Linked DNA regions of Homo sapiens: region 2 is linked to region 1. The links are chromatin loops, found by intact Hi-C in ENCODE. Cell type or tissue: MCF 10A. All regions are shown on one strand. Each heading gives the region's core, and the rest is flanking DNA. Links, peaks and the distances in the headings are about the cores only.

Region 1 (8,347 bases), core at 184-8,183:
TGTCTGTCCGATGGCAATAATAGGGTATTTGATGGGCTGTCCTCTGATTCATGTGAGTGTAAGTAGGTCAGCCACTAAGGTTCAGTATAGGCATTGAATTAATGGCTTGAATATTATGCTTTGTTGTTTAGACGTCCGAAGTACGGGAATAACTGCTAGAACGAGAATGGAGAATACAAGGGCCAGTACTCCTCTTAGTTTGTTAGGGATAGATTGTAAGATTGCATAGGCAAACGAAAAGTATCACTTTGGCTTAATGTGGGGTGGGGTATTGAGGGAGTTAGCTAAAGTGTAATTATCTGGGTCGCTCAGGAGGTCAGGCAAAAATAGTACTAGAGTTATTAGAAGGAGGAGGAGAAAAATTAAACCTAGAATATCTGGATTCTGTTTTTAATTCTCTGAATTAAAACAGTCTGAAGCCCACTAGCTTGGTGTGGTGCCTGAGACATCTCCCATGATCGCCTCTCATATCCTAAGTGAGTGTGTGTATCTTTGCTGCAGCTGTTAAGTGATACGTCTAGTAAATATTTCAAGCTTCCATTTTAGTGACAGGAATATTAATGGATCAAAATCATTGACAAATTCTCCCACTGCCTTTTTTTTCTAATTTGTTTTCTCTATAGCTTTGAGCATTTTGAAGTTCCGAGGGCCAATATCAGGGCATGGCTTAGGCCAGGGAAGCACAGCCAGGTATACCATGAAGTTGGCCTCGAATGTAGAAAAGCAGAAGAATATACTCTGAGCCTATGGGTGGTTCAACATGGTATGTCAGAATAGCAAAGTTCTAGGAGTTTGAAGCCAAACACCAGATAAACTTCACTGAAGTGTACTATGAGGGCTATGGATTCCTCTGAAACCTTTGGCAGAGAATTTGGGGATTAGGGGTATATTGAAGTTATTATTTTCATCAGAGACATGAGATCCTTGGAAGCACAACTTACCGTCATTACTGTGTACTCTTTAGTTCTGATTTTATTGCTGAGACTCAACATGTAAATCTTTTCCAACTTAACCTGATCCTACAATTATTGCTTGAGGCTACTTTTTACGGAAAGTTAACTATGATGATATTACACTAACTTCAAGTTTTAGCTCACAAAGTGATTGCCCACTTGGTTCCAGAGGTCAGATAAAACTAAACACTGAAATTACATTTAGAATATTATTTTAACTTCATTTGATTATAAGAGGGAAACTTTCTCTTGGAATCAGGAAATAAAGCTATAGAATAAAAAACTTTTATTTTTGTTTATTTTCAAGTAAAATAATAAGGGCAGTAGTGTTTCCTTATGACAGTGGCACTGTGATTTGGTTTCATACAAACTCATTTCATGCTGGGTTTCTGACAGTTTGACAGATTCTGTATCTTGCTTGAAAACATGAGCCTGTAGAGAGCCTTTTGATGGCATAGATACACCTTTCTCTGGGGAACATCATTCCTTTCAAGGCAGTTCCTGCTGGTGACCTACCATCAGTGTTTCTGCATTATATATGATTCTGGAGGGTGACTGAGATAAACCAGGGGGACATAGAAGAATTATACTGAGGGATCCAGAAGGCAGTAGGACCCTGGCATTCTGGAACCATGAGCAGACCTGGTGACACTTAAAAAAAAAAAAAAGAGGAGTAAGTCCGTAAGTCCTCATGCAGGCAGATCATAGTAGAAGGCATTGTCATTCTGATTCAACCAGCAAAGTCATACATACCAAGCAGAGCTTGTCTCAGTGACTATTAGGTTGATATGTACACATTTTCTGGAATAATATACACAATGAGATATATGAAAGATTATTTTAAAATGTGTTCCCATATAGAAATAAAAAGAAAAAGAGACAGAACTCCTGGAGATGATTCCTAGTGTCAGTCCTGATCACATATTACTGAAATAAGCTATTTGCCTATTTCCAAAATAAAATGCTAATTTCATTTAAATAGGAATTTTGTTTCATCACTCTCTGGATAATAACTCTGGCATACAGTAGGCAACCACAATACTGTTAGTTCACTGCTTAAGAAACAGAATATAGCACGTGAAATGTTTAAAGATAAATGATAAATTATTATTTGATAAATGATATGGAGATAAATAGTTCACTGTAAAAAAATTGGGTAGGATATTTTCCTTATATGAAAACAGATTTTAGCTAAATTAAAGATTTAAATAAAACATCATAGTATTACAATGTAATCAAAAAAAGGTCCAATTTGATTTTGCAATTCAGAAAGACTTCAGGGATTTCCTATGCATCAGAATACTGATAGAAACCTAATTGAAAAAAATAATACATTTGCATATAAATAAAAATGTAAATATTTTTGAAATTCTCATAATCCATAAGTAATAAACAATAAAGTAGAAAAATTATTATATATGGAAGATTAGTATATATGGAAGATCAAAGATGAATAGCCTCCATGATCAAAGATTAATAGCCCCAATTTAGAAATAACCTTTGTAAATTAATAAGTAGAGAAAATATCCTAATAGAAAAATGGGTAAGACATAATTTTCAAAAGAAGAAATACAAATGGTAAATACCTATGTAAAAAAACGTTTAACCACTGTAGTAATCAAGTAAATCCAATTTAAATAAATATTATTGTAGCTGAGAATGATGGTTTCCAGCTTCATCCATGTCCCTGCAAAGGACATGAACCCATCCTTTTTTATGGCTGGATAGTATTCCATGGTGTATATGTGCCACATTTTCTTAATCCAGTCTATCATTGTTGGACATTTGGGTTGGTTCCAAGTCTTTGCTATCTCAGCAAACTATCTCAAGCACAGAAAACCAAACACCGCATGTTCTCACTCATAGGTGGGAATTGAACAATGAGAAAACATGGACACAGGAAGGGGAACATCACACACAGGGGCCTGTTGTGGGGTTGGGGGAGGGAGGAGGGATAGCATTACGAGAAATGACGAGTTAATGGGTGCAGCACACCAACATGGCACATGTATACATATGTAACAAACCTGCACGTTGTGCACATGTACCCTAAAACTTAAAGTATAATAATAAAAAAAATAAAAATTATTGTAGCCTATTAAATTAGAAGAAAAGATAGATTATACACCAGATATCCAATAGTAGTAGGGGCACTATGACATATGTTCTCTAATCTGCCACTGGTTAAAATGCACCTTTTTGGAAGGCATTGCTCTATTATAGCAATTAGAAATTAAATTGTCTATAGCAAAAGCTGAAGGAGTCGTAATGTAAACTATTCTGGTGTTTTGTGCTCTCACATAATAGGAAAACTGGAGATGGAAAATCCAGGGATAGTACCCATCTCCATAAAATCATCTCTTCTCTCTCTCTTACATGCACTCCCTCCACCTGCATGCACATCCAGCCATTACTAGATTGCTATTCATTTTCCTGATGCAGTTGCTAGAACTCCAGTTCTGTGATGACATTCCTGTCTCCACATCCCAGTGTTACAGGTACAATAGAAGGATGTCAAAAAAGTCAGACTTTCATTAAAGAACTTTCCCCGACGTCCATCTTGAATTAGATCTCGCTGGATGGAACTCTGTCACGTAACATTCTGCAGGCAAGGGCATGTGAATGGCCACAAATCTTTTATAAGAGAGAATCAATTTGGGTAGGCAATCAGCAGACTCTGTCACAGCCTCAAAAATTCATACCGAACCCATCAATATCTCAATATCACTTGTAAGAATTAATCTTAGCCACTAGACACATGTAAAAAAATTATTTTACAAATACACTTATCGAAACAGTAGTTATGATAGTAAAAAAAATTGACACTATTCCATAAGAGAGGAACTGTTAATTTAATCAAGTTATGGTCACATTATTAATATACTAAAATAAGGTTTACAAATACTTCAGTAAATAAACCTAACAGTTAAACTATATATAATATTGTTGGGAAACAAAACACTTAAATCTCTATCTTTAGAAATTTATACATACATACAGTTTAACTAACTCATAAAAAATATTAGTGCTTATGACTGATTTGTGAGATTGTAGCCATTTTTATTTACTTTTGCTTATTTATATTTTCCAAATGTTAAAAAATTGCATGTTTTTAACATCAAAAAAACTAAGAATATATTTCTAATAAAACATAGTCAATATTTATAGCAGTTACTGTCAAATGGGAATTCTCCAACAATGGTGAGAATATAAGTTGGCCATTTTTTATGGAGGTATATTTGAGAAAATTTATCTATACTTTTATTTCATCTCATTTACCTTAGTGACAAACTGTTAATATTCTGTTCCGTAGTTACACAGCATCCTCTAGTGACAGGATCAGTTCTGCCCTCTCAGACAAATGGCCCAATAATTTTCTAACATCAAACATTTTATATATGATTTGCTCTTCTATTGTAAATAATTATATTTAACACTGTATGATGTAGTTGTACTTGAATTATTTGTGATAGAGGAAATATAATTTTTTGAAAAATCCATGAATTAAAAAATTTTAAACTCAAATTGCACTTTATTGCTTGCAAAATTAAAATATATTTAAAAATGGTAAAATATGTGGCAAAGTAGTTAGAAGGGAAATCATATTGAATGCACAATTGAACTTTAAAAGAATAATAGCTGAAAGGGAGTAATGATTAGGATAAATTTTTATGTTATTTAAATACTGAGAAATGAACATAAAATAATATAAGTGTGGAGTATACTTTCTAAAACTTTTATAAATTACTTATAGAAATATTTTCTTGGGTCTTTTTGCAAAGATATAAATATTAAAACATTAGGATTTAGAGAGCATGTCTTGTTCAACAAGAAGAGTATGTCTTGGTCTGTAAGAAATTATGAGACTCAGTAGTGTTATTAACAAGGATAGTACATGGTTTTAAACTTTTTCAAGTTGTTTCTGTGAGAAATTTATTCAAAAGACAATTATTGATATTTTATAGAAAAAAAATTAGCTGATGACAAAAGAAAATGGATCAAGCCTGCTTGCTTAAAAGAGTCATGGGCATACTGCCTGCCAATCTTTTCTATCACTTGGGAGAAACTCAACCTGAATCAAGTATTTGCTGTTAATACTAATTGCCTCCCATATTTCATATCCTACCTGTTGTAAATCTTAATTTTAAAATAAGAGGGTTTAAGAGTCAATACCCCATAAATACAATGATACATATTAATTATTCACCCAAGAGATAATGCTTCATAGGCCTGTGGAAATTCTGACTCCTCTTACTAACAGCCCAGGTGCCCAGGGATCTGTAGAGCACAGTTGCAAACCGTGTTCAGCCTCTCCTCCCTCTTTCATGCATTCAGATATCACCCTTAGGTATAATAAACTCAGGGCCTTCTGTAATTCCATAAATTTAGTAATCTAACAAATAGATTTGAGTGCACCTGTTAACAGAAGCATCAACCTGAAGCTTCTGGATTCTAAGTGAACATGATTAGAGACTGAGCACCGGTCTCCTCCTAGGAAGCTGTCTCAACCCATCCTCTCTCTCCATAGCATTCTCGTAGTAAGAGCTTCTCCAAACTGCAAACATCACTACACACAAAAAGAATTGCTCTCAGTGGCTTTTTAACAGAGAAGTTTGACTCATTTCCTTAGTAAAAGTGTTCTAAGAATAAAAAGAAATAAGATACTTTAAACTTTCATTAAGATTTTTTAGTAATATTGATATTATATGAAAACTATTTTTATGTTGTCTTATAAGTCAAATAAGTAATTATGTTAATTGTATTAAGATTCAATATTTGTTCATGTAATGGAAAGTTAAAAAATAAGTGAAATCATTGCAGTATTAAAGTTGAATTTTATTATTGTGAATTGGTGATTAAGAATCTCGATTTTTTTTTCATGTTATCCACTAGGAGTTTTATAGTTTTACATTTTGCATTTAGGCGTGTGACCCATTTTAAGTTAATTTTTTTGAAGAGTGTAAAGTTCGTGTCTAAATTCATTTTTATTTTTATTTTTTTTACATGTGGATGTCTAGTTGTTTTAGTCCCGTTTGTTGAAAAGACTATTTGACTCCTTGGTATTTTGCTTTTGCTCCTTTGTCAAAGATCAGTTCCCTATACGTAGGTGGATTTATTTCTGCTCTCTATTATGTTACGTTGATTCATTAGTCTATTATTTTACCAAAAAGACACTGTCTTGATTACTGTAGTTTTATAGTAAGTCTTGAAGTAGAGTCAGTTCTCTGACTTTACTCCTTCAATGTTGTGTTAGCTATTCTGAGTCTCTTGCCTCTCCGTATACACTTTAGAATCAGTTTGTTAATGTCCACAAAATATCTTGCTTGGGTTTCTATTGAGATTGCATTGACTCTATATAACAATTTTGGAAGAACTGACATCTTGAAAACATTAATCCATCTTCTGCATGAACATGAAGCATCTCTACATTTATTCAGCTTTTCTTTGGATTCTTTCATCAGATTTTGTAGTGGTTTAAAAAACTAATCCTGTACATATTTTGTTTAAGTTAAGCTAAGTATTTCGTTTTGAGGTCAGCATGAAGCAGCTTATCAATTTGGTATTACACTGCACAAATTACAAGATTTCAAGAACAAAAAATTAGTCAGTTGAAAAATCAACCAATGAAAATCCATGAGTCCAAAATTGAGAGAGAGAGAGAGAGAGAGAGGAAGGAAGGAAGGGAGGGAGGGAGGGAGGGAAGGAAGCTAGCTAAAAATTGCCATTTGAAGCAGCAATGAAACTAACCTACTCCTTTGAAAATTGGTAACTAACAGGAAAAGATAAAACATACATTTTAATTTTAAATTAGAAATTGCAATTGGCATAACCAACTAAACCCTGTTGACGATGAAAAGTTCTATTTTGGATAAGAATAACAGCTAATAAATGATAGAAAAAACAAATCACCATTCCACAATCCCCTCTAATGAAAATATTAACTCAGACAAGGATTATAAACTGATGTCAAAACTATTAGTCGTATAGTTAATGAGAGAACAGGAAATTGTATGGTGATATCAAAGTTATATCACATTTTAGCTTCTAGTTGCAAAGAGGGAAATGTGAATATACAGTTGAGGGGTCAGACTATCATGATCCTAATCAAGCAATGAGTCATCAATATTAATGACAAGACAAACCGTATGGTATGTGTTATCTGACAAGATGGAATATAAAGTGTACATTACCACTTAGGATGTGTTTTTCCAAACTTGCTTAACTTAAACATTTTAGCCATTATATCTAATTTTCATATTACAGGATCCACAAATGACAAACAACTTAAATGACACCGTAAAAAAGGAACCCCACAAATGTAGAAAAGTTGGCTTTTAGTAGGACCTCAAGCCAGGTCTTCTCAAAAAACAAGAGTAATTAAAAGTGACTCGCTAGGTAAATGCAGCTAAGGAAAAGTAAAAATCAAATGAAATATGTGCCTCTTGAATGGATTATCTTAAGACCAAACTGGTTGCAAGGACATATTGGAGACATTTGAGGAAATTTGCTCATACAACTTACTGTAATATAAGATAAAAACGTATTCTTTTGGAAGATGGAGATTATTAACTGAAGAAAGCCTATTATGAAATTGTATGTATAATTTCATTTTGGTAAAAAAATGGACATGCATATATAAGTAGAACAAGTATCTGCGAGGATATATCAAAAGGTAAGACAAACCTCTCTCAGATTGGATATGTGTTTTTAAATTTAAGTTTTTGTGATCTGTGGTCTCAAAATTTCTGCAAAACAGAAGTTGCTTTTGTAAAATGATACTATTTATTAAAAATAAAAATATCACCCCTATATGATACATTAGCCTATTAAGAAACCATTCGTATGATCTAAAGTGGTGACTAATGTCAGGCAAAGCAGATATCGTGACAAGCTGGATGATGATTATTTTGAGGGAATAGAAAGGGGGCCATTTGTGCATGTATAAAATCAATTCACAGCAAAACAAAGCAATGCAACAAAAACAACTCAATATAACTATGGCTGACACCAACAGTAGTTTTCTTGATGAATCCCTAAAGCAGAGAGGGTTCTTGGAACAATTTTGCTGAGGATGCCATCAAGTGCTAGAGGTTTGTCTGTGCACTTTTATCATGAATTTGAAAACTGCGCTACAACGCAAGTGAATCCTGACACCCTTTTGATGGTGACAGATCATGAAATATTCAGGATGGAGGCATCTCACCATCCCCCTCAGTCTCATTAACACTTTATGTTGGTTTTTATGACTTTCTGCATCTGGACAGCTTTGTGTTAATGGGAAGGAAACATCTGAACTTTCAAAATCTTAACTGTATGAAGTCAGCACAACCATTTGCCTATGGAAAGTAAACGTCAATACTGATGCCGATATTTTCAAAACTAATATATGAAAC
Region 2 (8,347 bases), core at 332-8,331, 790 kb before region 1:
TAATGGTGATCAAAAGGCAGCATTGGAAGAATGTTGAGTCTTGCAGTCTGACAATGCAGGAAAAGAAAGGGGTGAAACCATTCCAACAGAGTCTGATGGGCAGTGAATTAGCAGTATAACTAGCTAACACACAATATGGATTGGAAAACACATCCTGTTACCGCTATATAACTGAGATATCTTGAGTATGTATAAGAAAAATCATGGAACTCCAAAGAATTCAATAACTTTTTAAGGAAGTATCAGGGAAAATTCTACAATTACATTTTCTTGAAGGAGCGAGTGAACCATGACAGATGAACAAAAGAGGGAATGTTTTATAAAGAGAGACAGCAGCATATGCAAAATCAAAGAAATGTGAAAGCCCATGTAATTTATTAAAAAGGTAAATCATAAAAATAAGTTTTTAAAAGTTGAAATTTTGCAGCACTTGTAAAACAACGTACAAAGGACAGGACTACAGGAGAATGTGGGAAAATAGAAATTGGTTTTAGGATTATGAAACTTTACTGTTACTGCTAGTAAAATATAATTTGTTTTAAAAGTCTGAAGAAAATATGTTGACGAAATTGAATTCTTTAAAAGAGTAAGTTTTCTATTGGACTTTTCTCTGTTTTGGTTATTGTGCTTATCAGGAACAACCACACTGACACAATTTTAATATGATTGTAATAATTGAGGTTACCACATCCTTTAGCAAATTATTGCTATTCTGAATGTAGGTAGGAATTTTCTCCAAGTGTGAAAAGTCTGAACTCTTAATTATACACTTTCTCCTGATTGCTTCACCTTCATCCTTTGGAGTACCTTGAGAGAGCTTTCATCAATGCAAGGCTTAATTTTAGTCTAACCAAGCTGACCACCTGCATGTATACAACTGTGCCATTTCCTTGTTTTCATTGGTTGCAAATAGGACAGCAATGTTCTTTTCAATTTCAAATCTGAAGTCTGGTGTGAAGAGCAGATGAGGAGCTGAGAGATCTGGAGTTAATATCAGATCGTCTATTTAACATACTCTCTGTTTCAAGTTTCTTGTTTTAAGGGTGTAGTTTCCTTTGTGATAAAAATGGTACTAGCTTAACCTACTCCCACAGTGGTCATCAGGTTCAAATAAGATGATGCCTGTGAATGACCTTTAAAAAGTGTGGAGCACTAGACATGTTTGAGGTGGCTTTCATATTGATCAGGAAGCTGATTCGTAAATACAGGGATAAAATTGACACATTTAAATATGTTGGTGGTTTTGAGCAGTGGTTTCTTACATGACTAAATTTCATTGAATTAATTATCTTCAAGGTAAAAGTGAGTATGAAAGTTTCTACCATCATGATCAGGTTGTAATTTCTTTTTATAGTGTTTTTATTATCTAAATTGAGCTAGTATCAATATTTATGACAAAAGATGCAGATATTGATTTAAAGAGCAAACATTTGGAAGCCAGAATGGTATGCCTTATAATAGTAATAGATACTATTTATAGCACTTATTATGCATCAAACACTACAATAAATGCTTTACATGAATTAGCTCATTGAATATTCAGAATAACTCCATAGGTTAGATTCAATTTAGATTCATTTTATACACAGACTAAGGTCTAGAGAGGTTAAGTTGGTTCTTAACCAACCCTGTCTCACCTATACTCCTTACAGATGCAGTGTTGTGTAGGAGCATGGACCTGAATTTGAATCTCATCTTCACTACAAATTAGCTAAGTGACTTTGTGTGTTTTAGTTAAAATGTGTGAGAATCCTTTTCTTTTTTTTGAAATGAATTTTTTTAAAAGGTGAAAATATATGCTTACCAAAAGGTTGTGGTAAAGACCAAATGAGATTTGTGAAACATTTATTACAGGGCTTAGTACATTATAAATCCTAAATGAAAGGCAGTTCCCATTATGATTATCATTGTGGCCATTATTAATTTAAGGATGCTTTTAGTACTTGGTAGTATTACAAAAAGTAAAAGACAAAATTCCTTGCTGCAAGGTGTTTAAAATAAATTATTCTATAAGTTTTCCTTTAACCTGCCATCATTATTGCTGAGCGTAATCTATAATAAAAAATGTCAGTAACCTTAGTTCCAACTCATTAGCCTTTGTTTTGCCTCTAGCAATTATCAGCCTAGTTACTCCCATTTCCATTCTCACCTTCTCTTCTGGGCCTTCACATGACTGAGGCTTCAGTTCTTCCTTGATAGTGATTTTGGCTCTTCTTAAAGGTTGTGCTCTGGGGGACTCCTTTCTTCTACCCAGGCATATATCATTCCTCCTCGCCCCTTCTCTTTCCCTCTGCTTCCTAGAGGTAATCCATAATGTGATGTGGGTTAGTCAGAAAGAGAGGAATATGTCTCCTGAGAAAGTCCTTTTTGGTCTCAGAATTAGTGGATGCATACTGTGTACCAGACCCTGTGGAAATGGGTCATGTCTGCTTTGCAAACCACTGTTCAGAATTTGAGAGAGTACTTGGAGCATAGTTGATACCCATAAAACAGTTGCCGAATGCATGAATTTTCCAACTTTGTCTTTTATAACAACCCCAAGAGGTAGGTGTTGTTATCCATACTGTAATAAAATGTGCAAAATGAAGCTTGGAATCCTGAGGGAATGTGCGCAAGGTCACGTGGTAGCTGCTAAGAGGCTGTCTCCAGATTCTAATTTAAGCAATCTGACTCTGGTGCCTGCCACTCGATCACTACAAAACATGACCTCCCACGATGCCTTTGGGTCACTATTGGAAGTCTGTGAATTCTGAGAGTCAGACATGGCCATGGTTAGAGTTAAAAGTTAGATTGGACTGTACTGCTATGTTCAAGGGGAAAGTTGTGAAATCTGGCTTCCTGAATGCCTGTAGGCTTTAGAGTCAGCCGCACCTGGTCAGAGTTGAAAACTAGTCTGAGGTGCACTGCTGTGTGCAGAGGGCAGGCTGTGTTCTGTTGGGTGTGATGCCATGTAGTTTCCTACCCCATATCTTGTGCTGTTTTCCACCGATGCTTTGGTCATGACCTTTCATTACACTAATTGGAGATCATTTTATTACCAAATACCCTCCATCTCTAAAGTATGACTATGAAATTAAGGTTGACCCTCCTCAGCATCAGAAGGTCCTAGAACCACATTTAAAAATTCAGGAAGGATGACATCAGCAAGATGGCCCAGTAAAATCCCCTAATGCTTGTGACCCCAATGCCCCCTCCCTGGCAAATAAAGCCAAAACAACAAATAAACAGGTACATTTTGATGAAAATCACTAAAGGAGAGCACCAGAGTACATCAAAGAAGTCACAGAAACCTTGGTGAGCACAGAAGCTCAGAATAGCCGCATAGAGAATGAATGGAAACACCAGACCTCTACAACCCCATCCTCAAGCCCAGATCAGCTGGCAACCAGGAGGAATATCGCCCTTCAGCACAAAGGTAAGCATGAGGAATTGAGCATCCCCCATCTGCACCTTGGACAACTATAGTCCTGACCACTGGAGACGCCTGTAGTCCTCACAGGCACTAAGCCCAGCTAAAGAAGCTGCCTGGAATCCACGTGGCTGTACTCCTGCTAACGAAGGAGCCAACACTGTGCCCTGCCCCCTGTGGTCCATGTGCCTACTGCACTATATACTATTTTGGAAATTGAACTACTGCTGGAGTATGTTCTGCTCCAGGGGTGAGTAGCCAGGGCACCCTTTCATCCCTGAGTCTAAGCTGCCACAGAATCACCCTTTTCCTGTGTCCAGACATTCTTAAGCTGATCTATGAGCAGTTGTTACACCCTTCCCTGTGGGGGCCAAGTGGGCAGTAGAGCTGCTCCACCTACCCCTCCCAGTGGCAGCTATGTCCCATCCTCTTAAGCTGGAATTGAAGCTGTACACTGTCTCCTGGGGAAATGGTGCCTTGGGGCAGAGTCGCTTCTCAGTAGCTTCTGTGCCCTGCCCTCATGTGCCAGAGCTGAAGCAACACCTGACAATCAGGGGAAATGGTGCCTTGGCAACCCAGAGCAGTCATGCCCCCTGTGCCTGTGCTACATTGGTAGCCTGTCTCCTGGGAAAATTGTACGTTGCTGGGCCAGAGCAGTCACGCTTCCCCAGGCCTGAGCTGAAATGGCACGTTGATCCCTAAGAAATTAGTGAATTGGACAGTTGTGAATCCCTGGACAGGGCTGCTATAGTACCCTGCATCTCAGGGAAACAGAGCAGTGGCTAAGCTGAGACACCAACCCTTGCAGGCCAAAAAACTCTCATATCCTGCTTTCTTGGAACAGGACTAGCCTAGCCCTCTAGGGACTGAGGTGCTAAGAAACTTCTCTTAGCACCACTTAGGGAGTGGAATCATCACTGTGCTGCTCACCTTCGCCCAGGGTCTAAATGACAGCTGCAGTCCGCTGTTCTGGAGTCCTTGCTGCTGCTGCTCCTGCTTTCACAGAGTCTGGGATACTTTTCAGTCCCACTGTCCCAGGGTCTAGAATCACCACTAGATGGTGCCTTATCTCCTGGGACATTTTTTGACTCTGGTTCCCTGATTGCAGCTGTACCCTGCTCCCCAGGCCCAAACCTCCAGATCCTCTCTTCTTCCCTGAAGCTGAGCTAGTGCTGTGGCCTTCTCCCTAGGGTCATAATAACAGAGAAAAACTTGGACCCCTGACTGTGAGCTGCTGGAGCATGCTTCAGAGTCACAGATATTGGCTCTGTTGGAAGTTTACATCCAATCCTGCCACAGAGAGTGAACCTAAACCTCAAGACCCAGGTGCCACATTTGGTTTGTGAGACCTAAAGCCTAGGACCCCAGCTCCACAGGTATTATAAGTACCTGCACTTGAAACCCGGTGATGCTGTAGCTGCTTGTAGGCTGTGTCAGACTCAACACCAAGAAGGATCACCTTAGCTCAGTCTTTCCATTGTGGGAAAAATAAGAATAGAAGGGCCTCAAAACCTCTTGCCACTGAGGACTTTAACAATCTACATCCCCACCACTGCTGCTACAAACTTCGGCAGCCCAGGCCATTGAGTCACTCACAGTTATTGCTGAGGTTGATTGCAGCTGAAGAAGTTGCACAGTGACTATACCACTGTAACTATCCTAAAACAGAGTCACCACACCAACTGGTACACTAAAACCCAACTGCAAGTGAAAATCTTTCTTTACAAAAGCCACTCTATGAAGTTTGCAAGATAAACTATTCCACCAGATGCAAAGACATTGACACAGGAACACAAGAAACATGAAAAAGCAAGGACATATGACACTACCAAAGAAACACAGTAACTCTTCAGTAATAGACCTTAAATAACAGGAAATCTATGAGTTGCCAGAAAAGGAATTTAAAATAATGATCTTGAGGAAACTCAGTAAGATACAAGAGAATACAGACAGATAATTCAACAAAATCAGGAAATCAAATTCATAGTAAGAAACTTAACAAATAGATGGATATCATTAAAAAGAACCAAATAGAATTCCTGCCCCTGAAATATTTATGAATGAAATAAAAAATGCAAGAGAGCCCAGTCAAATTGGTGCACAAAATTAACCACCACAGATAAATTTGGTTTGTCTGTTTTTCATGTGCAGCACTATTTAGAATATGTCTTGTGCTAGTTTTAGCTACTCATTCATTCATTCATCCAGTTACTCATTTAGAACCTAAAAAATCCATTCTACTCATATTTGAAGTCTTGATCCTGCCACTTGTGTGACTATTAAGACTAAGTCCTAAGCTCTCTCGACCTATGTATTTGGCTGTTGCATTGCTCTAAATAAACACCTGAGACTGGGTAATTCATAAAGAACAGAGGTTTGGTTGGCTCATGGTTCTGCAGGCTATACAGAAATTATTGTGCTGGCATTTGCTCAGCCTTCAGGGAAGCCTCAGGAAGCTTACAGTCGCAGTGGAAGGCAAAGGGGAGCAGGCACATCACATGGCAAAACCAGAAACAAGCAAGGGAGAGTGGGGGAGGTGCCACACATTTTTAAAAAGAACAAAATCTCATGAGAACTCACTGTCATAAAGACAGCACCAAGCCATGATCCTCCTCCATGAGCCAAACACCTTCCACCAGGTCCCACCTCCAGCATTGAGGATTACAATTCAACATGAGATCTGAGCAGAAACAAATCTTCAAACTATATAGTTTTGCTCCTGGTCCCTCCCAAATCTCATGTCCTTCTCACATTGAAAAATACAATCTCGCTTTCTCAACAGCTCTCCAAAGTCTTAACTAATTCCAGCATTAACGCAGAAGTTCAAAGTCCAAAGTCTCACTGGATTCCATCTACCTTTGAGCCAATAAAATAAAAAAACAAGTTATTTACTTCCAAGAAACAATGGGGGTATATTCCCATTCCAAAAGAGAGAAATTGGCCGATAGAATGGGGCAACAGGCGCTATGTAGTTTCGAAACTCAGGTCAGTCATTAAATCTTAAAGCTCCTAAATAATCTCCTCTGACTCCATGTCTCACATCCAGGGCATACTGGTACAAATGGTGGGCTCCCAAGGTTTTGAGCAGCTCTGCCTTGTGGTCTTGGAGGGTACAGCCTCTGTGGCTGTTATCACAGGTTGCTGAGTGCCTGAAGCTTTCCCAGGTGCAAGGTGTAAGCTGGTGGTGGATCTACCATTCTCGAGTCTGGAGGATAGTGGTCCCCTTCTCACACGTCCACTAGTCACTGCCTCAGTGGGGAATCTGTGTAGGGCCTCCAACTCCACATTTTTCCTCTGCACTGCCCTAATAGAGGTTTTCTGTGGGGGCTTCACTCTTGCAGCAGGCTTCTGCCTGGACACCCAGACCTTTCCATACATCCTCTGAAATCAAGGTAGAGAATGCCAAGTCTCTTTTACTGTTGAATTCTGCACACAAGCAGGCTTAACACCACAGGACGCCACCAAGGCTTATGGCTTCCATTCTCAAAAGTGGAAGCTCAAACTGTACCTGAATCCCTTTGAGCCCCAGATGGACCTGAAGTGGCTGGATTGTGGAAAGCAATGTCCCAAGGCTGTGCAAGGCAGTGGGGCCCTGGGCATGATCCACAAAACCATTTTTGCTTCCTAGGCCTCCAGTTCTATGATGGGAAGGGCTGCCAAAAAGGTCTCTGAAATGCCTTTTTCCCATTGTCTTGGCCGTCAGCATTTGGCCTGCTTTTAGTTATGCAAATTTCTCTAGCAAGTGGTTACTCCTCAGCCTGCTTGAATTCTTCTAAAAAGCTTTTTCTTTCTCTGCCACAGGGACAGGATAAAAATTTTCCAAACTTTTATTCTCTGCTTTCGTTTTAAATACAAGTTTCAACTTTAAGTCATTCCTTTGCTCTAAAATATGAGTATAGGTTGTTACAAGCAGACAGGCCATATCTTGAATGCATTGCTGCTTAGAAATTTTTTTCTACCAGATACCCTAAATCATTACTCAGAAGTTCAAACTTCCACAGATCCCTAGCACAATGTAGCCAAGTTCTTTGTTAAGGCATAACATGCATGACCTTTGCTCCATTTTCCAATAAGTTCCTCATTTCCATCTGTGATCTCTTCAGCCTGGATTTCACTGTCCTTATCACTATCAGCATTTTGGTCACAACCATTTAACCAGTCTCTAGGAAGTTCCAAACGTTCCTTCATCTTTCCATCTTCTTCTGAGCCCTCCAAACTCTTCCAACCTCTGCCCGTTACCCAGTTCCAAAGCTGCTTCTACATTTTCAGGTATCTTTATAGCAATGCCCCACTCCTGGTACCAATTTACTGTATTAGGCCATTCTTGCATTGCTATAAAGAAATACCTGGGACTAGGTAATTTATAAAGAAAAGAGGTTTAATCAGGTTACAGTTCTGAAGGCTTTATAGAGAGCATGGTTTTCTCATCTGCTAGGCATTTAGGGAGGCCTCAGGAAGCTTACAATTATGGCAGAAGTTGATGTGGGAGCAGGCACATTTCATGGTGAAAGCAGAAGCAAGTGAGAGAGAGTGAGAGAGACAGAGTGAGGGAGGTACCACACACTTTTAAATGACTAGATCTCACAAGAATTCACTATCACAAAGACAGCACCAAGCTATAATCTGCCCCTGTGATCCAAACGCCTTCCACCAGGCCCCACTTGCAGCATTGGGAATTATAATTCAACATGTGATTTGGGCAGAGACAAATATTAACTTTGTTCCTTTATTTTAAAATGGAGATAATGGTAATATCTGTCTCATAGGGTTATTAGGACTAAATGAAATATATATATGTGTGTGTCTATATAGATATATATATACACACACTTAGAGTACTGCCTGTCAGATAGTGAGTATAGTGAGGGCTATATAAGTTTGCTATTCTTACCATCATAATTAACTCCCTCATTATTTGGTATTTTGTATGCCACGCAC

What was found. A loop is a pair of places that touch in the nucleus more often than their neighbours do. Peaks named below come from ENCODE experiments on the same cell type or tissue, not always from the same donor. Only the 100,000 strongest peaks of a DNase experiment are listed, where the experiment ranks them.
Region 2: it touches region 1 in a loop (6-fold over the local background); 3 of 110 quality-filtered maps call a loop at or near these places.

The regions. Positions count from the first base shown.
Region 1 is chr2:116,743,197-116,751,543 of GRCh38, reverse strand. It overlaps the pseudogene MTCYBP39. Among named protein-coding and RNA genes, the nearest start is that of DDX18, 1.1 Mb to the left of the region's middle. In MCF 10A, for the core only: a CTCF peak has its summit at 4,293; no DNase peak of the experiment used is centred there.
Region 2 is chr2:117,532,459-117,540,805 of GRCh38, reverse strand. No RefSeq gene overlaps it. Among named protein-coding and RNA genes, the nearest start is that of DDX18, 280 kb to the left of the region's middle. In MCF 10A, for the core only: a CTCF peak has its summit at 4,504 (motif pointing right); no DNase peak of the experiment used is centred there.